Regions from separate parts of the Mus musculus genome. Here regions 2 and 3 are each linked to region 1. Evidence: chromatin loops called from intact Hi-C (ENCODE). Cell type or tissue: left cerebral cortex. All regions are shown on one strand. Each heading gives the region's core, and the rest is flanking DNA. Links, peaks and the distances in the headings are about the cores only. Region 1 overlaps Gm32742. Region 2 overlaps Layn (layilin). Region 3 overlaps Alg9 (asparagine-linked glycosylation 9 (alpha 1,2 mannosyltransferase)).

Region 1 (7,656 bases), core at 1,026-6,025:
TGGCAGACTCCAGCAGTTCTTGGGCCCCGGATCCTGTGGTCTCCCGACACTGCTGGAGCATCATAATCACTTGCCTCTGGGCCACCAAGACATTGGCATCCAGCAGGGCCTGTGACCCCCCTGCGTGGGCTGATATCTGCCCTGCCTGTTGGGAAGCTCCCAGGAGCCGGGCTGTCTTCCCACTCAGTGGCTCCACAAAGCTGTCACCAGGCATCAAGAGGCTCCCGGTGGCATCTCGAAGCCCTCCTACGGCAAGCACCTGACCTGGAAGCAAGACACCTAGAGGGTTAAGTGGGAAAGAGACCTGTGGTGGTATAAACATGCAAGGCACAGGGAAGAAGGAAGGCAGGGCAGGGCCACAGCAGCACCAAGGGCAAGAAAAACGGAGGAGCTGCCCTCGGGTTTACTTCTAGTGTAAACTTACCGTGGGGATACTGTGGTAGAGATGGGGGAAGAGGAGAGGGAAACTTGGAAGAAGAGGGAAGGGTTGGGAGCAGAGGTAGAGTGGAAAGAGAGAATGGGGTATCGTTTTCAGCCTGACCAGAGTATGAGGAAGATAGGAGGCTGGGAGAAACTGGGCAGCTAGGCCAGGCAGGGGCAACAGGGTGGAAGGCATTGATAGTTTCCAGGAGACCTGTGTGTTCATCCAGCCCAACGCCTAGGATTGGCACGATGCCTCCTGTGACTGGGTCCTCCATGGGTCCCCCCAGTTCCAAAGGGGCCAACGTCTTGGTGAGAGGACTGCAGTATGTTCCCCCGAGAGTGAGCCACTCCCTGGTTTGGGGATGCAAAGTCACAGCAAGCACAGGCACCTCGATGCCTGTGATGGGGTCAGACATGAGAGCCCCCAGCTGTGATGCTCTTCTTGGTTGTAGGATGGGCAGGTGAGTATCTGCTGGGCAGCCTGTGACAGGATTCGTTGGGTAGGGCATGTAGGGGAGAATAGCGGCCTCTGATGTTCGGACATCACCTGGATAGGGAGACGGGGAGGTGTTAGCAACACCCCATCTGCTAGCCTCTGCCCCACTCCCCGTTTTGTAGATCATGGAAGACAGCAGCTGTGGGACCTGCTCTCATTCATTGAACAGCTCTCTCCTCCTCTTCCCCCTCCCCTCCCCCTCATCTTCTTCCTCCTCTTCCCCTTTCTCCTCCTCCCAGTCCTTCCCTTCCTCCTCCTCCCCATCCTCCCTCTCTTTCCCCCTCCTCCTCCTCTTTCCCCTCCTCCCCCTCCTCCTCTTCCTCCTCTTCCCTCTCCTCCCCCTCCTCCCCCTCCTCCTCTTCCCTCTCCTCCCCCCCCTCCTCCTCCTCTTTCCCCTCTTTCTTTCTTTTGACAGAGTCTCTCTGTGAAGCCTCTCTGGCACTAAACTCACTCTGTAGACCAGGCTGGCCTCAAACTCACAAGAGATCCACCTGCTTCTGCCTCCCCACTGCTGGAGTAAAGGCGTGCGCCACCCGAATCCAGCAGAAGTCATGGGTGAGGTGAAGGAGCAGGTGTTTACTGCTTTGCTCTGATCAAGGACAGAGCCATGCTGTGTGTGCATTCATTCTTGAGGTCCCCAGGGAGCATCGCCCTATCTCTGAAGCCCAAAATAAAGTTAGGGCTGGGAAGTGGGCCAGGGTCCTACCAGCATTAGAGTCAGCAATGGGGATCAGCCCTGAGCTCAGCAGATCATATCCCAGGTGTCCAGCCTCAGGCAGCACATGCCCAGTGTCAGGGTGGATAAAGTAGCCAGGGGGTACGGGCCCTATGTGGCCACTTGCTGGGAGTATCATCGTACAGTTGGGTCCAGGGACCATCAACTTGGTGACAGGATTCACAATGATGTCATCAGTACCCTCTTGAGGACCTGCTGGGGCTGCAGGAAAGCAAAGGCTGCCTGCTGGGCCTCTCCCGAGGTGACTGGGGAGGCTAGGAGTCTTGGCTGGAGACAGGAAGAAGTTAGCAGGAACTTTATCCCAACCTCCCAAGGATGATGCTCCCAAGAATGGTGCTCCCCAGGGTAGTGCTCCCCAGGATAGAGACTTTTTAATTTTTTTTTTTTTTGAGTTGAGCACAGAGCATCACCATTGCAATGTCCAGTATCCTCAGATTACAGGCTAGGTAAAGGTCCTTTGGGGGAAAGTTTTGTGGGTACTGAGGTGGGGCTGAGAACTTCTAGAACTTGCTCTGCCTTTAACGGATATCTTTTCAAGGCAAACCCAGCATTTTCCAAACCTGACTGTTCACATTTATCTGCTAGGCTTTTATTTTCAAGAAGTGTCATATGGTTTGCAAATCTGTCATTTGTGATGCCTTCCTTCCTCATCCTCCCTGTTTCTGAGCTCCCCTCATCTTTTGTGTGGGGCCATTGAACAGGAACTCCCTCCTGTTCCCAGGGTTCCTCGCGTCCTTCCCCTTCCACTTCTGCCTCTGCAGGTGTTTTAGGGGAAGGACTTAGGTCTTTGAGGTGCCTAACGTCCTGAATGCAGGGATTTAGTTTCAACATACGGACTAAGTTCCCATAGGTCCTTGATGAGGCCATCAGTGCTTACCTGCCTGTAGCAGCTCCGCCCCTGTTCCAGTGTCCAGGAAACCCCAAGCCTTCAAGCGGTGACCTTCTTGCAGCATGGCCTGGGACAAGCGGCCCAGCAGAGTGTCCAGCCGAGAATCCACCCTGCAGAGACACATATGGCATGCCGGTCAGAGTGCAGAGACAATGAGAGATGGAAAAAGGACACTTAACGTCGCTACTGCTGGAACTCTGTGAAGCCATCCATACTCTCTTTCCCTGGTTTGCATTCCACCCTCTGATTCAGGCTAACCAGGTACATACTCTCCAGGGCTTTGCCCAGGCTGTGGGGACGTCTCTGGGCTAGAGCTTGCAGATGCCTTCAGCAGCCACCGAGCTTCCATCAACGCTGAGTAGAAAGAGGCCCACTGGTCCTGCCTGGCACAGAGGTCTTGGTGAAGGAGCTCCAGTTGGTGAGCAAGGCTTGCTGCATACTCGCCCACCAGGCTTCGCCTCTGCCTAGACTCTTCCTCTGCAGCCATGGCAACTGCCTTAGCGGCCTGGGTCAAAGACACATTGCCCCTTTTACCTGTAGGGCTCCAAGCACCAGGGCTGGTGGGGTGGGGACGGGGGGCGGGGGCAGGGAGGAGGGACGGGGTGGGGAGGGGACAGGGCTTGGGGACTGTGAGAGGGCACAGAGGCTGGGTGGGAAGGTGCAAATTCAAAGTCCAACCTCTTGTTGCTTTCTCTGGATTAGAATCTGGTTAGTGGAAGCTGAGGTGCCACGCTGAGCACCCCACAGCTGCCGGAGAGAACCAGCTTCATTCAGAAGTTTGCGGTAGAGGACTTTGAGCTGAGAGAGAGGAATTAGTCAGTCTTGACTACCACCCAAGAGCCACCAGCTTTTTACTGTAAGCTTAGAGCGCCCTCTACTGCCAATATCTGGAGAGATGGCAGAGAACCGGCTTCTGAGGACACTTGGAAGAAATGGATAAAACTGGCAAGAATAAAGTTCTCCCCTCAAGTCAATGCTGGGGATCAAACCTCATGCATACAACACGCCAGGCGGATGCTGTCACTGAGATATATCTCCAGCTCCTGGCCAGTTTGGATACTTAGACTTCTAATGTATTGACTTATTTCCAATGTCTGTCACTGAAGACCAGGGATAGGAATCTAAGGCCTATTTGGCTTTGCCTGCCTGCCTGCCTGCCTGCCTGCCTGCCTGCCTGCCTGCCTGCCTGCCTCCCTCCCTCCCTCCCTCCCTCCCTCCCTCCCTCCCTCCCTCCCTCCCTCCCTCCCTTCCTTGTCAATTAGTCTATACGTTTCTTAATATCAGTCCTAATTAATCTGAAATTTTCTATCTTTCCTTTGCCCCGGAGTTCTTTAGGCTCCATCCCACGTCCCATTCATCCCCCCTCCCCCATTGCATCCACTTCCAGCCCTGCTTGTCTCTGCTGGCCATGAACAGAAGCACCTTTTGGGCCTTCCAGTTACCTCCTTGTTGATTTGGCTGAGACTGGCCGTCACTGTCAGAGACTGCCGATGCAGTATCCCAAAGAAGACCTCTGTGTCAAACCATTCTAGGTCTACCTGGTCCTCCCAGGTCCCACCTGTGCGAGGGATGGGCGTATGATTAGCGTCCCCACACGCAGATCTAGACACACCTTCAACGTATCTTCTTCCAGGTTCTCAGCAGATTCAGTCTGTCTCCTAAAGGCATGATGCTTGCATGGACCACAAGTGTTTCTGAGAAACTTGACCGGAATGCAGAACGCTGTGCCTGACCCCTGCCTTGTGGAGTCAGAAGACCATGGACCTCCCTCCCCACTGCTGCAAAGCCTTATGCATACTGAAGTTCTAGAGGCACAACTTAAACCCAACCCTGCTCTCTGACTGAACTTTGAGTGGCAACAGTTGGAAGGGGAGCTTCAGCAGGATGTACAATACGATCTGCAATTTGCCCCTCGGTGGTGGAACAACATAACTTGTAAGAATATAACACACCCTCCATGCTGACAGTAAAGAAAGCACTGAGTACGCAGAGACATGGAGGCAGCCTGGGTCCAACTAGCCTTCTCTCCAAGAAAAGACCCAGTCGACTATCTCACACCCACATTTGCATATCTCTGGCCTCTGTCTTATAGTCTATAAACTGTCCTGGTGGATAGAAATTAGATTCTTTCTCTGATTGGGCCAACCTAAAAATAAATTGGTTTCTTTCACCAACCTGTTTCCTAATTTCTTTTGGAATCCCGAGAATCTAGGGTCGTTGGTTCCGGATCTGTGTGTCAGTCAACAGTGGCCTGCCCCATTTCTTAATCTGAGTTCTCTGCGCATGGTTGTACTACTTTTTTACTTGACAAATTTGTGGTCAGATGTCTCTTTCCAACTCTACACTGTATTCCTAGTGCCTAGCAACATCTGTATACAGCAGCCGCTTAATAAATGCTCTCTGGGAAAACAAGTGGATGAATGATGTCTTCTAGGCAGCAGACTGAGCAAAGAGTAACCCAGGAAGTTGAAGCATGGCAGAACCTGCCAGTTGGATTTGGGGCCCTTGGAATCTAATCCCAGATTGTCACTCACCATGACTCCCTTCAGCTCTGAGGACCTCGCAGTCTCGGGGTGATTGGCCTCTCCTCACTAATATCATACCAGTCCTTGGGGACATGTAGACATCAAGATTATATCTTTGCTGGTGAGTCCTGAAGATGGGGTGTGGAGCAGCCTTCCGAGCCCAGCTGAGGCTCTTACACTGAATCTAAGGGCACACACACCGCGGGGAAAGGCAGGAAGGAGGAAGCTGAGCGGTATCCTTTCTGGAGAAGTTCCCCTCTTGGCTTGGGGGTATCTCATCTCCTTTGCTTTTACCCCATGAAAGGCCCTGTTCGATGTAGCTGCCTCTTTAACCCTTCCCTGCCCTTAGGCTGTTGTGTATTATAAACTAAAGTCTTCTCAGGAGCTCTCATTCGCTCAGTATCCTCATCTGCTGCCTAGAAAACAAGCCTTCCTTAGTCTTTTTGGCCACAGCAGAGCTAGAAAGATGAGCTGTTCTAGCCTTATCTTTGGCTGCAGAGGCAGAGGCTCCAGCCACAGCCACTTGGTCCCCAGAGCCAAAGACTGGTGTTTTGTGTCTTTGAAACATTGCTGCTAATGCTGTCATCTCTTGATATCCACAGGGACTCGTTCCAGGACTTCCCGTGGGTACCAAAACCCACAGATGCTCAAGTCTTTGGTATTAGCTGGCATGTTATTTGTTTACAACTCACCCACACCCTGTGATGTATTTCAGATCATCTATACTTATGTATATTACCCAATGCAATGTAAATACTTTGTAAATAGTTGCCCTGATGTATTGTTTAGAGAATAATGGTGAGAAAAAAATCTGTGCTTTTTCGGTATAAATGCAATTCATTGTGTGTGTGTGTGTGTGTGTGTGTGTGTGTGTGTAGGTTAATGCATCTTTTTGTCTATGCATGTGGAGGCTAGAGTCAACGCCACGTGTTGCTCCTCAGTTGCCATCCACTTGTTTTGTGAGGCAAGGTCTCTAACTGGGACCTGGGGCTTGCTGACTCGACTAGGGGTGCTGGCCAACAAGCCCCAGGGGTATCTTCATCTTCATCTCCTCAAAGCTGGGGTTACAGGCATGTGCTGCTGTGCTCAGTTTTACATGCGTGCTGGGGATCAGGTTCAGGTCTTCATGCTTGCAAGGTAAACACTTCACCTACTCACCTATCTTCCCAGCCTCTCCTGAATGCTTTGGCTGGTAGTTGATTGGATTTATAAGATACTTCTTTCTCTGGACTTTCTAACCCCCTTATTAGCACAGGGACCGTGCGTGCTCTTCTGTGTCTATCTCAGGGATTGTATCTTCTGGAAAGTCTATCCTGACCTCCCAGAGAGAATGTTCAGCCCTGTCTTTGTGTGGCCAGGGGCCCATGCAAGGCTTTACTACAGATCTGTCATATTTTGTTCTTGTATCTATTCTTCCTTCTGTTAGGCATGGCACTGGTGGCCCGAGGCCTCTGATCCTTCCTTCCATCTCCATCTTGGCAGCTATTATGATGCCTCCTACAAGCAGGATTGGAAGGAAGGGACTTGCAAGATGCTACTTGTAAGCTCTACTCACCAACAAAATCAGGCAGGGCCCTAGAAGAAACAGCATCGCCCCCAGGGCTCCTGGCCAGTGAGGCTTCTTCACTGGTTTGGGGATTTTGGCAATACCAGTCTGGATAAGATTCCTGGGTGTCGTCATGGCAAAGGGCCCATCCACAAAGCACCGGCCCCCAGCGGGGAGAGTACGGAGGTACTAGGTAGAAAGAAGCCTGTTCAGTCTTTGTGCCACCATTTGCCAGAGACTGGCAGGAGGCAGAGAGGCAGCCCAGGCATTCCAATATTAACCAGATAACCATTCATCCTTGGGGGCTAGTGGGCAAAAGTTGGGGTTTCCTGGGAAATCCATTCATATTGGATAACTCTCCATATAGAGGGAAGTGGCTATGTGCTCTGGGATTTGGTCTACAGGACTCTTAGAAGATCTCTGTCCAACAGGAGGAGATACTAAATCGCTTGTGACACAGACAAGGTAGCCAGAGGTGTAACGGCAGAGCGTAGTTCCTAAGGATAAGTTACTGTGCAGATTGGCTTAAGATGTGCAAGGATGAAAGATGGGTAGGCAGGGAAGATCAAATGGAAGGTCGTGAGAGATAAGCAAAGCTCCTAACCAGGCAGTGCACCATGCTTACACCCACCGAGCAGATCGGTCCTAACACATCATATACTGGGCTACTATGATGGGGACCTCAGTGAACCCCAAACCATATCTTAGGGTTATGAGAACCTGAACGTTTGATGGTGCCAAATAATCCCTTTCTGTCATTGGTTTTTGTTTGCTTGTTTTGTTTTGTTTTTGAGGGGGAAATGATCGCCGAGGTCTTAAACAAGGCATACTATCACAGACTAACCATCTTCCGATGCCGGTTGCTGTTTAGATGGAAGACGTAGACTCCCGGTAGCTGGAACTGCTGCAGGAAGAGGCGGGGCCTTTGCTCAGAGAGCTGAGACTCCTCAGCCAGGGCCCGGAAGCGCCCCCAGTCAAACTGCTGCAGTGTGTTGTAGAAGTGGCCCCTGGGCGTGGAGAGAGTAGGGCATGTTACCTTTT
Region 2 (7,656 bases), core at 883-5,882, 96 kb before region 1:
TAGAAATTTCATAAATTCATTCTTTTTAATAGCTGAGTAGTACTCCATTGTGTAAATGTACCACATTTTCTGTATCCATTCCTCTGTTGAGGGGCATCTAGGTTCTTTCCAGCTTCTGGCTATTATAAATAAGGCTGCTATGAACATAGTGGAACATGTGTCTTTCTTACCCGTTGGAACATCTTCTGGATATATGCCCAGGAGAGGTATTGCAGGATCCTCCAGTAGTACTATGTCCAATTTTCTGAGGAACTCCACATAAAACCAGAGACACTGAAACTTAGAGAGGAGAAAGTGGGGAAAAGCCTTGAAGAGATGGGCACAGGGGAAAAAGTTCCTGAATAGAACAGCAGTGGCTTGTGCTGTAAGATTGAGAATTGACAAATGGGACCTCATAAAATTGCAAAGCTTCTGTAAGGCAAAAGACACTGTCAATAAGACAAAAAGGCCGCCAACAGATTGGGAAAGGATCTTTACCTACCCTAAATCAGATAGGGGACTAATATCCAATATATATAAAGAACTCAATAAGGTGGACTCCAGAAAATCAAATAACACCATTAAAAAATGGGGCTCAGAGCTAAACAAAGAATTCTCACCTGAGGAATACCGAATGGCTGAGAAGCACCTGAAAAAAAATGTTCAGCATCCTTAATCATCAGGGAAATGCAAATCAAAACAACCCTGAGATTCCATCTCACACCAGTCAGAATGGCTAAGATCAAAAATTCAGGTGACAGCAGATGCTGGCGAGGATGTAGAGAAAGAGGAACACTCCTCCATTGTTGGTGGGATTGCAAGCTTGTACAACCATTCTGGAAATCAGTCTGGTGGTTCCTCTGGCTAAGTTCTTAGTGTATTGGTCTTTCCTATTATTGTTGTCAAGCTGTTATAAACTGTTGTGAAAACAAAGATTAACAAACACTACAGCCCCAACTTTGAGCTCCTTAAGATAGACTAAATTTTCTTATTAGTATATGGAAATGCTATCTAATATTCAAGTACCTATTTGGAAGGTTATTATACATTTAATAAACCCATATTTCTAGGAAACTTTATAACTGGCCTTACTATATTTTGGGTGATCCAATAACTCATTCTGGTCACCTTTTCTGATGTTCAATCTCAAGACTCGCTGATAGCTTAAGATTAGTTAGCAATTAGTAACCATTTACTGGCCTTCTGTAGAAAGAGACAAAGGAAGGTCTGTACAGAAATGTTTTCTCCTCTGAGGGTGCAATTCCCTGCAATTTCATATTTGTATCTGTCTCTGTTATTATGTGTGTCCTACTACAAGTTCAGGAGGCTGTCAAATACTCAACATAAGCCAGTACAATATTGAAATAAAATAATTTTAGAGTTAGAAGACACCTTAGTGTTTATTTATTCTATGTCATACTACGGATTTGCATTTCTAGAGGGGGATATATGGGCAGTACTGGGAGAAAGGAGTCTCTGAATTGGCTTTTGCAGGGTGCTCATCATAACTCCCTGCTGCCTGTAAGGGCAAGGCAAAGATCTGAGAAATGGGCCGGCACCTGGAGCTAGGTACTGATGATGATGGTTCTCTCAGAAATTCATTTGTTTTTGTCTTGGTTTAAAGACTGTTAGATGCTGTCAGCATAGCCTGTGTATTGACTTCAGATGAATGGGTATAGTGTAAGTGATGTGATCAATAGTTATAGAAGTGATGTTTGTAAATGGTTTTCCTTAAATACTTTCTAACAGAGAAGAGATTGCAGGTACAGAGCAAAGAGCATCCCTGTCCCCAAATCACACGAGGGAAAGTGGTCGACCTGACGGTCCATTGTCCTTTATTACTTACTGTGTGTTTTCTATGAAGACATTCCCGGCATCATGAGGACATATCCTAAATGCAACATTAAAGTCAAGAAATTAGCACTACACATTTTATCATTTCATCCTCAGACTTCATCCACATTTTTCCTATATTTTTCGTTACAGGAAAAGAGGGGTCCATTTCAGGATCAAGTCGCGTGTGCAGCCATCACTTCTACTGTCCTCCATCAGAGTTCAGGCTTGCTATCCAGGTCCAGTTACTTTGTAGATTGTCCATCAAGTTATTGTTGTGTAAGGCTTCCTCTTTGACTGAGACAGCGCAGATGTGATGCCATGTCCCTCTCACCACACCACAATGTGAGGTGGACAATCTCAGTACAGGCCTGTCATCCACAGTGTTCACACCGATCAGTTGACTGAGGTGGCGTTTTGCCTGTTGGGTGACTTTTGTTAATAATGATCTTTACCTGAAATCATGTAAATATCCCATTCTACATCAAAGCTTTAATTTATTCACTTATTTTGTGTCAGCATATGCCCATGTTTTTCTGGTGTATCTAATGAGTCACATTCTCTTTGTCGCTTTTACTTTTAACGATTTAATATTTTTTTTAAGATTTATTTTATTATTATATGTAAGTACACTGTAGCTGTCTTCAGACACACCAGAAGAGGGAGTCAGATCTTGTTACGGATGGTTGTGAGCCACCATGTGGTTGCTGGGATTTGAACTCTGGACCTTCGGAAGAGCAGTCGGGTGCTCTTACCCACTGAGCCATCTCACCAGCCCACGATTTAATATTTAAATTATTCCACATTACCGAAGATGGGCCATTATGAGTTGGTTTCTGTGATCTATTGATTCCCAATCGTTCTTGCTTGGTGGTGGTGTAAAGTTTCACAAATGACCTCTCTCATTCTTAGTCTCTTTAAATGTAAGTTTTAACAATAATGTCACTTCACAGCACAAATATACAATGTGTACTGGTGAACCAAGGCAATAAATATAACATTTTCTAATTTTATAATTTTTTATAGTTTTATAATATTCTATCATGACTTTGTGTTTGCTACCCTTGAGCTCCTTTCTCATATTTATTCATAAATACATTATAGGCCATTGTGATGTGCGGGGGGTGGGGGGTGGGGGGGGGCATGGTTCCTGTAGAACAATAAACCTGTTAAGTCTACCTATGTTTAGGTATCCATTATTTCCTTTTCATTACTCAAGTAACTCATATTTCTTCTGCTTCTGCCCTCCAGTCATCCAATTTCATGGAGTACTGGCTTATTTAATGGAGAGTATACATATACATATACATATACATATACATATACATATACATATTCATGGATACTCAATACATAAAGCTCCACAGTGACAGCACTGTCACTATTTCCATTGCACACAATAGGACCTATTCCAGTTTCCTCCCTTCTGGTAGCTGTGGCTGCCTTCTCTGATAGTGAGAAGCCTGCCTCTCCTTATCCTTAGTATGTCTACTCTTTACCAGTCCAGCACACAGTCATGTTCCCAGGCTGCTGCCACCCATCCCCAGAACAGCACATACTGTCTGAGCCCAGAGAACAAGAAGCCCTGAAGCAAACACAGAGCTCATTTTTACTTTCTAAAGTATTTCCAAGTTGGATTTTTCCAAGTTTAGATGTCGGGAGAATGAAAAAAAAAAAAAAAAAAAAAAAAAAGAGTTCCCCTGAGGCCACATGCAGAGGAAAGGCTGTAGACACAGACTGACTAACATTCTACTTCCTGCTTTTTATTGGATATTTTTCAGGGGCGGGGTGGGGGTGCAGGTTTGGGAATTAATTATTGATGTGCAGGCCAGCCTGAGGCATCCATACAGAGGCTTTGAGAGGATTCCACAGTTTGTGTTTTTGTGATTGCCTGTGCTGCTGTATAGAGCAAGGAAAACAGAACCTAGAGGTGGGCTTTCCAAGCTCCCTGGTCAGCCCTTCATGCTGAGCAGTGAAAGCACCAGCCCTCAGATATCAGTTAGAAGCCACTGGCTGACAATCACTGAGTCTGCTGTGCAGCAGCCCCTGGGCAAAGTGCCTTCTCAGAAGGCTCAGCAGGATGAGGCCCTCAGATAAGAAGTACAGCCAGAACTTGGGGACCCAGTAGGGACTTGTGATGCTGTGCTTGCCCCTAAGACTGAGCTGGGCATTTTCATAAGCTTTCTGAATATTGTCCTTGTAAGAAATCGGAGGCCTTTGCTTCTCCTTTTGCATTCTTGCCAGGTTTTTCCTGTGTCTTAGTAATATATTTCATTTTCTACCCATCCACTCTCCTTGCTCCTCCCCATTCGGTCCGGGGAGAATTCATAGATGTCATTGGTCACAAATCCACTCTCCATACTTGCCAAAGTCACAAACCCACTTTCCGAAGGGTTCACAGCAATGTTTTCATAGTCACAAGACATGTCATCAGGCATAGCTTCCCCAGAACACACCCGGAAGGAGATGTTCTTCAGGTCTGGCCGGGGCTCAGCTAAATCAGCTTCACTTTGTTTTCTGATGACATTGTAAACATCTAGGTTGGGGCTGTTTTCTTGGCGAGGAGTGGGCCAAATGGTGTGCTGCTCCTTTGTGCTAGGGTCTGTCTGTTCTCGTTTTCTAAAAGAAGAGAACCAGGCTGAGTATTTGAGACCAGGGTCCTGAGAATGTCCCTGTTCTATTGAAGTGGATGAAGTGACCTCAGGAAGTCACCTTGCTCTGTTTCTCACCTACCTACACCAACAGGCTTTGTGAGTCAGGTAGGAGACACCCCAGGAAACTGTTCTATTCTGGTCTTCCTACACCTACCATTCACTGTCTTAGTTCTAGGACTCCTTCGGAAATGTGGGGCCAGAAAACAGTAGGAAAAAATTAGACTAAACCTAACCTAACCAAACCAAACCAAACCTTAACCAATTGAACAATAAAACAAAACTCATCTCTAAACAAAATTAGTCACATTCTACCATAAGTATAGACAATAAACAAGAGTAGGATTAATAATGTCATTGACTCTACCACCAACAGAAATCACATTCCTATACCATATCAGTTATTAGAGTTGCTTTGAAATATTTCATGCTTACCGCTACTTCAATATTATAATTATACCCACCACTAAAAATCACTAATAAAGAAACACAATTCGTTTTGGGAAATATTTTTGCTAAATTCTGTAATAGTATAACTGCTTCCTTCTTCTATCAATGCATTTTGTTTGTAACACTTAAAAGTATTGTTTAAGGATATGGGGATATAGCCAACCAAATGCAACTTGTCTGGCATGTGTGAAGCCCTGAGTTCCTAGGACCACTTAAAAATGAATATGGAAGAAAGAAAAGCAGGAAAGAAGGACAAACGGACACATGAGAGACAGACAGAGACAGATAGAGAAAGAATGTTCCCTTGTCCTGGCAAAGGGGCAAATGCATTTAAAAGTAGCAATCAAGAACCAATTGTAGATAAGTCATCGGAAAAATGTATCTGTAATTGTTTAACTCAATTCTATTTTAAATTCAAGAGAATTACCAACAAAAATGATTATAGTAATGGCCAATTCTTTTGAGTGTTTATATAAGATCTATCTATCTATCTATCTATCTATCTATCTATCTATCTATCTATCTATACACACACACACACTGCTCATACTCATAATAAACGTTTGAGGGGATTATTAAATGAAATAGGTTCTGCATTGGAATTTTACAAATGTATCTCAATGTTCATCAAAGTGAGTTCAACTCCAGGTGGACTCTGATTTTTCTGCTGTAAATGTGAGAATGCTCTCCTCCTTTAGTGTCTGCCTTGATGACAGGGAACAACAGTGTGAACAGAGAACAGTTGCATGCACTTAAAATACACCAGCACGCCATCCAGACTACATACAGAGGCTGCCTATGCTACCTAGTTTAGCTTCTTTGCAACAATACACTTTTGAAATAATTTAAAAGAAAAGTCAGTTTAAAAGAATTTGGCTGATTCATTCTGAATAAAGTGGCTTTGTGTCAGATGCTTCCCAGAATCCCTTGGAACACACAGTTTTCATGTGGCCCATTAGTCATTCCTTACTCAACAAACATTTTTGGAACGAGGACCTACATTTAGGAGAACACTTTACTGGGTGATCTGTGGGTGCACAGGAAGTGAATAACAGTGTTTTACCTTCCACTTTGCTTAAAAATCTTCCACACACACAGAGGAGAAAGCACGTAGGACTGCTAGCGTAATCACAACTCAGCACAGATGCTCAGAGAAGCATGCTGCTTGTTTGGCATGCAGACCTCGTGTCCTGCCAGAATTTACTCTCAGTTCTATAGTGGTCCTTCTCTTGGAGTTGTCATGGCCTTTAATGATGCCAGCCAGGCAACATCCTAGTGCAGAGGGAGCAAAGGTTTGCATGATGAGAGTTCTACTTGCCTTCTACAGATCCAAACCCAACATACAGCTGAAGTGACCACAAGTAGGAGGAAAAGGGGAATACTGGGAATTAGGATGTAGGCAAGATTCAAAGCAGCCTCTGAAAAAGAAAAATATCATGTATTAGCCCAGTGATCTCTCTCTCTCTCTCTCTCTCTCTCTCTCTCTCTCTCTCTCTCTCTCTCTTTCTCTCTCTCTCTCTCTCTCTCTGTGTGTGTGTGTGTGTGTGTGTGTGTGCATGTATGTTTTCAAATCAGGCTTTAAAAAGCACAATCATTAGAATATTCTAAACAGCACATTCTAGGAGATAGATGCAGTTGTCTAGTTAGCAGAGTCCCTAGTTTCAACAAATGAGCATTTTCTATCTAACCAATTAATCTAGGTGGCAATGTAAGCAAGTTTAAAGTTTAGAGTCTTGTATATATTGTAAAATCATCTTTGATAATTTCTTTTTCAAAGATCCTCCTTTTCCATGTACTTCTTAGTGAAACAGGGCTTGGTGGGGGCAGTGTAGATGTCTTTGCTTCCACAGAAATTCCCAGGCTTGGAGAGGCAAGAGGCATGAAAAAGATCAAGCCAAAAGTCCCAGGATCATTTGCAGGGAAGAGAAAGATCACATAGAGGAGACTATCAGACCTTCCCAGCACATCTGACTAAGGCCAAGTGGCATCGGCTAAATCCCTAAGTGCTGGGAAGAACATTTAAGGGGTCTTCTTTTTCCCCACTTAACTCTGTAATCTCTGAACCAGAACTGGATGTTGTTCCCTTCAGAGGCTGTGAGAGAAATCAAGGATTAGAGACTAACCCTTCTTTTTCCACTGATCCAAGGTTCCTGACCATCCAGAGAAACTTGACAACAATCAAACAAAACAAAACAAAACAAAACAAGCAAAAACAACAGACACACTCGGAAAATGGAGGATTCACTTAAAATGCCCGTCTTAAGTTATAGAAATGCCACTTATTTTGGACAGCTCTTTATTCTCTTTTAAAGATATTTTTACATATTTATATCTATTGGATAATAAAGAGTTTGGTTATCCTTCATCTCCGATCATTGGTAGAAAGGTTCTGAATTTTTTAAGATGTAAGATTGAATATAAGATTCATGTAAGAGTGAATTTTTATTCACAAACCTCTTAAACAGCACAGAATTTATGGTAAGGAGATTTCTTAGACTGGGTGCTTTTACACCAAGAAGACCCATCAGTTGATCATAGAGTGAGGCTTTGAGCTGGGTGGTACCAGGACTCTCCCTATACCACCTGACAGTGATCATCTCCTTCTTGCTTAGGTGATGAAACCTAATGAAACCTCCGAACACCACAGCCTAATGGAACTCCCTGGGTGGGTAGCACGGTGTGCTAGGAGAAGTTTATTATTTACCTTTGTAAAGCTGAGAGCACAATACTCAAAGGAACAACT
Region 3 (7,656 bases), core at 1,671-6,670, 350 kb before region 1:
AAAAATATGAAAGTGGTGCATTTTTTTTTTTTTGTATTCCTTTAGGCAGCTCTAGAAATGATCAGTCTAGTGGGGACAGTAGAGATCCGATGCTCCTAGTTTAACAGGGGCCTGGTTAGAGGGCCCTGTGCTAGGTTTGGGGCATAGTAGAGCTGGAGCCAGTCTTTCCTTGGACACTGGCGTCTGATGATCGCTTCATCCAGTGTTTGGCTGAGAAGAGTTTTAAAGTTGTGTGCCACTTTATAAATCTGCCTTAATTGTACTCAATCTAATTTTGTTCTTTTGGATGTAGAGTACTAGTGGTTAGTATCTCAGCAGTGGCCAAAACTCTGTAGGGATTGTCCCACCAGCCATGGAAGCAATTGTGTACTTTAGGGACTGTAGGGAGCTGGCCTCAAGGATCGCTGCATAGAAGTTGCCCAGGAACACAGATTCTCTTCTGACCAGAATTTGAATTTGAGTTCTGTTTTTGAGACAGGGTTTCTCTGTGTAGCCTTGGCTGTCCTGGAGCTCGGAGGTCTCACACTGGCGCTCCTCCTCCTTCCTCTGCCTCCTTCAGTAAGTCCTGTCGACACCATGGCTGATTTCTGTTCTTTAAGTGTTAACTCATTCTTGCTTCAGCATGCCTCTTGCAGAGAGACTACTGCTATCCTAGCCTTAAGCTGGGACTCCTGTGCATTGTAGGTTTATAGTAAAAAGTTATCAAGAAGGAACGAATGGTTGCTTTTTAGAGTATCAGTCATTGCTGCTCTGTCTTAGAACTGCTTTAGTTGGATACAGTGCTGACTTGAGATTTTTCGTGATACGAAATGAGAATAGCACATATAAGTTCCTTTAAAATACTTGTTGGCTGTCCTTTGGCTCAGTATCGAGGACCAGCTTTTGTGGGTGCTTTGCTGCTGTGAAGTCATCAGGGAGGTGGGGTGCTCTTGTCCTGGAGGTCCGACTTTTTCGTGTGAAGTTTTGACACGATTTTTCATTCTTTTGCTATTTTACAAGACTTTCCTGTTTGAAGTGCCTCACTAGCTATTGTAGGCACCCACTTTACCTGAAAATTAAAAGTTTATTATGGTGATAGTTTTTTTGCATGTGTTTTTCATATGTAAGAACACAACAAGCCTGCTAATCCTTTCTGGGTTAATGTGTAGTGTTCAGTTAAAGAAATATTGAATAAATGACATTTGAGAACTTGGCTCTCATCTGACACAACCTGCTATTTTATAAGACTGCCAAGACTGTAAGTGTAATACAGTAGATTCTCTGCTGTGGGCAGACGGTCACAGGGACAAGTCCCTCTGGTGGAGTCAGGATCAGTGTGACTCTGGAGTGGAGCCTTGGAGGAGCTGGGCAGGGCTATGCTGGCTCCCAGGGCTGCGCTGCTGTGGAGGAAAGTGTGAATGTTAGGATTGGCTGGCTGGTTTGTTTTAGATGCCACAGATGGAAACAGGGTTTGGAACATACCAGACAAATAATGCACACTGACCTACATGTCCAACCTAAATACGAGGTTTCTAAGCTCCTTTTACAGCAAAGGTTGACGTTTCAAACGTTTCAAGCAAGGTGACTTGAGACTCTGTTAGAGTGTAAGCATGGAAATAGCCTCTTTATTGTTTCTGGTATCAAAAAGATGCTCTATAATTTGCTGGCTTAAATAGCATTTTAAAAAGTTTTAAATTTTACTTTGTGTATGTGGGTGTTTTGCGTGCATGTATGTCTGTGTACCATCTAAGTGCCTGGTCCCTTTGGAGGCCAGAAGTGGGCGGCAGACCCCCTGGAACTGGAGTAAGCAGTCTGATGCAGATGCTGGGATCAAACCCTGGTCCTCTGGAAGAGCAGCAGGTGCTCTTAGCCACGGAGCCATCTTTCCAGCGTTAAATAGCATATATTCCAGACCTGAGGTGGTTCCCCCTTTTTAACGTCAGTGGAAAAAACCCTCTACCCTCCTCTAGGTGTTTGATGTCCTAGGCTTACTGAATTAGCTATTATCTGGCAGAAATTTTATACAAATTGTGATCCTCTTGTTAGAAAAATTATGAGCTAGGCATTATCTTTATTTCCTGATGAGGACATGAAATCGAGATAGGGAGGAACGTGCAAAATGGTTAAGAAAGCTGCAGACAAGGGTGAGAGCCCGGGTTCTCCGGTTTCTATATGCTTGTGTTTTTTTCTCCACTAAAAATATCCTTCATAAAACTCTGGGATTTGGTCATCAAAGCTACAGAATAGACTCATAAAAAGAAGGAGCTTGGGGCCTGGAGAAATGCTTAGCATTTAAGAGCATTGGCTGCTCTTGCAGAGGGCCCAGGTTGAGTTCCCAGCACCTACATGGAGGCTCACAACTTTACATCCAGTTCTAGGAGATTTAGTGCCTTCTGTTGGCCTCCACAGGCACCAGGCTTGCGCATGTGAACAGCCTTACATGTAGGTAAAGCGCTCATGCACATGAAATAATAAGAAGAAATCTGAGAGCATGAGTTGCAAGATATAGAGAGCAGGTCCAACCCAAAGGATGGCTGAGAAGTTACTCGTTTGAAGTTCTGCACATTTTGGCTGAAAGATGGTCAGGAGCCCTGGCCAGTGTGGATGATGGAGTGACGTGCGCACACACACACACACACACACACACACACACACACACACACACGCACGCAGCGTGCTTCACACAGGATAATTTTGTTGAGAAAGAACAAGGCATTCAGGAAATACAGAGCAGTGTAGACTGGAACTGCAGAGTCATGGACAGGCCATGCCTATGGGAGTCAGAGGTCAGAAAGTCCTGAGTTCTGCCTCTGGTAGGGTTTCAAGTTCTCAGATGGTGCTCTCTGGCCCCTTGCCCCGTGCTCCTCATGCAGAGATCACTGAGTTGTCCCAGACCTGCGCTTTGCACCTTAGGTCAGGATCCTGTAGTCTGTGGATGTTTGCCATCATCCCTCCTGTTACCCAAGGGAAGGTCTCAGAGGGCCAGGAGAGCGAGTGCCTTTGTTATAGTGCCCACCATTTGTTGTTCGTAAGCTGACGTGATGCCTCCTAGGGGTCTGATGGCGCCCGCTTAGAGTTGACTGGCAGGCAGTGCTGTCCTGCAGCCTCTGCTCTTGCTTACCCTGGCTTCTTGGTGCTAGTGTGACATTTGTAAGAAGATCTATTATTTAGGTCCCACTGTCGTATAAAATTATAGGCCTTTGCAAAACAGGTTTCCCATCATTCAGTCTATGGATTAATAAACATGATTCCTTCTTTTAGCCTCTTTGAAGACTCCCTTAGCTCATTTGAGTGGAAGGAACAGAGGCACTTTGCCTACACAGGGAGACCCTGCTGCCAGCCTGCTACAGAGTCCTCTTGTGTCCCCTCCCCCCAAATGCTCAGCTTGCCAACCTGAGGTGCATTTTCTTGCACTGTCAACTTGGACCTAGCCTTGTGAGCATCAGCATGGTAAAGCCTGAGATGAAAGCTGCCACTCTTAGGGCATGCAAGCCATTGAATATGGGGGACACCCGCTAGCCGAATTAAAAGTCACCTTTTTATTTTATTTTTTGTTCCTTTTTTCCTTTTTTTTGTTTTTTTTTTGTCTTTTGTTATTTTATTTATTTATTTATTTATTTATTTATTTTGGGTTTTTTGTTTTGTTTTGTTTTGGTCAGTTGACCTTTCTTCAGTTTTGGCTTATTCCCCAGTGCTTGCTCCATCCTTCAGGGAAGTAAGCCTATTAGGAAATGTGCACAGACTAGCTGAGAGCTTGATAAATGAACACACGAAGATCACATAGAAGGTATGGTATAGTAAGCGATGGTAGCGACAGTTGCTCAAAATGGGGGTGCTTGCCAAGACAGCACCTGTATGAGCAAGCACCAGAGAGAAGGCAGCTTCCCTCCTCCGATGCTTAGCATCGTCATGGCTGCACAGAGAAGGAAGGCCCCCATCTTCTCTGGCTGGTCTCTTTTCTCCACAGGCCTAGATTTCTAGACTTTTGTTAAGAAATATAATGAGTCAAAGGTTGCCCTGTCTTCTTATTGCGGGAGAGAGTGGATAGTCACCTCTCAGAAAGCTGGGTCCTAAAGGATTTAGTTTAGAAAAAATGCTCCTACTAATTGAAACCCAGAGAAGACATTTCTCCAGAGGGTTTATTTAACTTAGAGACATGGGGAAGACAAGATTAAAGATGTCCTGAATGACCTGCTGGAGACAGACTTCCATTCCTACCGTTTAGCTGTCTGTGAGCAGGAGTGAACTTTCCCCAGAGGTGGCCCACAATTGAAGCGGGCCCTTCCTCAGTGAGCCCTCCCATTCCTCCAAGTGTTGCTGGCATTATGATTTTAGTCTCTGACCTTATTTTTGCTGTGCAAGCCACAAAGCGTTAGGTTTTTGAGTGTTCTCTGCCTCCTGATTACCTTTTTAAGCAATGCTGATTGCAGGGAATTGCTGTGGCGCAAGACGGATGTCACAACACACACTGATTAAAGCCCACACGTGTCATTCACTGCCTGATTGAAGCAATCATACAGGGGGAAAAGCAGAGAGGAAAACAGCTCATGTGCAGGGAGGGAGCTAGTTCTTACCACTTAGGCTTAAGGATTTTGAATTACAGAATAAAAACTAGTGAGAATGAGATTTGTTTCAGCCATTTTGCTTCTTTCTGTGTCCTTTGAGTTCTGAGCAGGACCTGGGTCTCTGATCTAATCTGTAGCCAAGGTTGGGGGAGTGGAGCTGGCGAGGCTGGAAAGATGGCTCAGTGGCTAAGAGTGTCTGCTGCCCTCATAGAGGCAACTAAGTTTGGTTTCCTGGTACCAAGTCAGGCAGGTTATAACTACGTGTACCTTCAGTTCTAGGGTGGGCAATCTCAACCTTCCTAATGCTCTGACCCTTTAATACATGTTGTGTATTATGCATGTGGTATAAAATTATTTTCCTTGCTACTTCATAACTGGAATTTTTGCTAATATTATGAATTGTAATGTTAGTCTCTGAAATGCAGGATACCTGTTATGACCCCCATGAAAGCATCATTCGGCTCCCAGGTTGAGAACCACTGCTCCAGGCATCTGATGCCTTCTTTGGCTTTTATAAGCACCTGCACATACATACACATAAAATACACACACACACACACACACACACACACACACAAAATTAAGCTGTTGATTTTTATTAAATATATATGTAATTATGGTGTGTGTATCTGGTTCTACGAAGACTAAACCCAGGGCTTCATGAATGCTAGGCAAATACCCTACCACTCAACTTATCCCTAACCCTGGCCATGAGTTATTCCCTCTTACGAAATACATGGTATCTTATATGTGTATAAAATAGTAATTGAACTTCTCAAGGGGTTACATAGCTCCAAGTAAGTTTATCTATTGGCTTTGATCATTTGGCCTACATATTGAATGCAGAACTTGAAGCCCCAGTTAAAATTCCAATGATTTTTTTTTTTTTTTGTTTCCTATAGCTCTGTGCTCTTAAGCTACCACTATTAGAGAACGTGTTTGTCCCATGTGGGTGTGGCGTTTGGGAGTAGGCACTGCAAATAGCCATTTGAGTTTGTAGGTGCCATCGTAACAGAATACTTGAGACGAGGTAATGAAGAGCATAGACTCACTTCTCCTTCTGGAGGCTGGGAGTCCAGTATGAAAGCTCTCGTATGTTCAAGCCTGCTGGTGCACTGGCACCGCATCACTGTATCCTTTAGAGGACAATTGTGCATCCTCTATGGTAGAGGAGATGATGGGAATAAAGTGAAATAGTCCAAGCCCAATGGTACACATCTATAGCGTCTTCACCAGTCTGCCCTTCCGTCTTCTGCTCTTGTGCTTCCTGTGCACAGCGGAGCACCAGGGAGAGCACAGGCTTATGGGTTTCCATTTAGTTGAGTGTTGGCTTGTCAGTGTTGCTTGAGCAGGAGAGTAAGGAAGTTACATGTGCTGTGACAGTGCTGAAGGCATCACTAATGATTTCCCATCCGTTTCCCTCAGGTACAGAACCATGGTATTTCTATTTAATCAATGGATTTCTGAACTTCAATGTTGCCTTTGCTTTGGCTCTTCTGGTTTTGCCACTGACTTTCCTTATGGAGTACCTGCTGCAGAGGTTCCATGGTGAGCGAGCCGCGTAAGATACGCTTGGTTTGTGGGAGGAGGAAGCAAGCAGCAGGTTGTGTGGAAATCTGCTTCTTTTAGTTTCCATTTTCTCTCTGTGGGAATGGCTGAGTGTCTGAGATTGCAGTCTGCATTTATAGATTATATAAACCCATGTTAAAGTTTGGTTAATTGTTTGAATTAAATAAGACAGAGAACATTGTAGCCCCTTAGGCAGTGGGTCTCAACCTGTGGGTCACTACTCCTTTGGGGATTACATATCAAATGTCCTGCATATCAGATATTTACACTGTGATTTATAATAGTAGCAAAATTAGTTATATAAAGTAGCAATGAAAATAGTTTTATGGTTGAGGGGTCTTCAGAACATGGAGAACTGTGTTAAAGGGCCGCAGCATTAGGAAGGCCGAGGACCCGTCTTAAGGGAGGGAGCTCAGTGTGGTTATGCTGTCACTGCAGAAGCAGGAGAGCAGCCTGACCTGGGTCTCCAGCCACGGAGCTGGGTGTCCGGTGCCTGCCCTGTGGAAGACACATCTGAGCACAAGTTCCTGAGAGGCTGGGAAGATGGACTGTCAGCATCTCAGCTGGATCTGACACCCGCTGATTGATCTTCCCTTCTCACCCGTTCAGCTGCTCTTGCTAATGGTTTAGAAAGCACTTGCTGTCTAGACAGTGAGGGGAATCTTCACTCATTTAAAAAGATTTAGACCATGATTTGTGGGGGTGGGGAGAAGGGAGGGAGAGGGAGGGAGGGGCAGGTAGCACACGTGTGGAGTCAGAGGACAGCTTTTGGAAGGCAGGATACATCTCATCACCCACTGAGCCATCTCACTGGTCCAAGGTCAGGAGGGTTTACTTCCAAAGAGTAACCAGTCTGGGGAGCTGATAAATCAGACCCTGAGGGGACTCTTGCCTGTCAAGCTATAGGCATAATGAACAGTAGGGGGTGCTGTGTGTCTGCCTTTGGTCTGCAGTCCATGTGCACCTCTCACTGTCAAGATGGTCTTGGATTCACCATCTCCCTCCCTCCCTCCCTCCTGATTCTTTAAGTACATGTTGGTTCCAGTTTTGTGATTTGGAGTAGATGCATATTATAGAGAAAGAGCGAAAACATAAAAAGGAAACTTCCTATTAGAGTATTTTTGTTTCCTGGGGAACAGTGTCACTGAGCTTGGTGACACTCCTGGAATCCTAGCACTCCAGGGAATAGGGTTTGGAAGCCAGTTGGACAGCAAAAGAAAACGGAGTAGACTGGGCTGGGGCCTGACAGAGGGTTCAGAATTGACACCCCCCCCCTCCATGCCTAGTTTAACAAACCTGCTGGTGTGTGCATGAAAGGATTATGCAAAACTTGGATTGGCTAGTTTGAGGAGGCCTTAGTGCTAGTGCGGGACACATTGCAGACATGTTCACCCAGCTAGACTCTACTAAGCTCTCTTACCCACTAACTCTACTTTCCCATGTGTTTTAACCAAATCTTGTATGTTATACCTCCCTCTCTAGATCTCTTGGAAGATCTAGGAGTGTGTTCCTCTCTGTTTGGTGTCAACAGACTGTCAGGATG

What was found. A loop is a pair of places that touch in the nucleus more often than their neighbours do. Peaks named below come from ENCODE experiments on the same cell type or tissue, not always from the same donor. Only the 100,000 strongest peaks of a DNase experiment are listed, where the experiment ranks them.
Region 2: it touches region 1 in a loop (2.1-fold over the local background); 2 of 42 quality-filtered maps call a loop at or near these places.
Region 3: it touches region 1 in a loop (6-fold over the local background); 19 of 42 quality-filtered maps call a loop at or near these places.

The regions. Positions count from the first base shown.
Region 1 is chr9:51,149,181-51,156,836 of GRCm38, forward strand. It overlaps Gm32742, which reads right to left. Exons shown (of 31, transcript XM_017313740.1): 9 at 7,460-7,622; 10 at 6,625-6,804; 11 at 5,079-5,253; 12 at 3,987-4,102; 13 at 3,223-3,342; 14 at 2,814-3,049; 15 at 2,533-2,654; 16 at 1,626-1,856; 17 at 635-970; 18 at 1-264. Among named protein-coding and RNA genes, the nearest start is that of Gm32742, 16 kb to the right of the region's middle. In left cerebral cortex, for the core only: a CTCF peak has its summit at 3,421 (motif pointing left); a DNase peak (open chromatin) is centred at 3,415.
Region 2 is chr9:51,053,226-51,060,881 of GRCm38, forward strand. It overlaps Layn (layilin), which reads right to left. Exons shown (of 8, transcript NM_001033534.1): 7 at 6,232-6,331; 8 at 3,555-4,431. The coding sequence ends at 4,071. Gm32681 (a long non-coding RNA gene) reads left to right here. Exons shown (of 3, transcript XR_870735.2): 2 at 7,526-7,656. Among named protein-coding and RNA genes, the nearest start is that of Gm32681, 11 kb to the left of the region's middle. In left cerebral cortex, for the core only: no CTCF peak of the experiment used is centred there; a DNase peak (open chromatin) is centred at 3,349.
Region 3 is chr9:50,794,150-50,801,805 of GRCm38, forward strand. It overlaps Alg9 (asparagine-linked glycosylation 9 (alpha 1,2 mannosyltransferase)), which reads left to right. Exons shown (of 15, transcript NM_133981.2): 9 at 5,970-6,092. Among named protein-coding and RNA genes, the nearest start is that of Gm38476, 22 kb to the left of the region's middle. In left cerebral cortex, for the core only: no CTCF peak of the experiment used is centred there; a DNase peak (open chromatin) is centred at 4,430.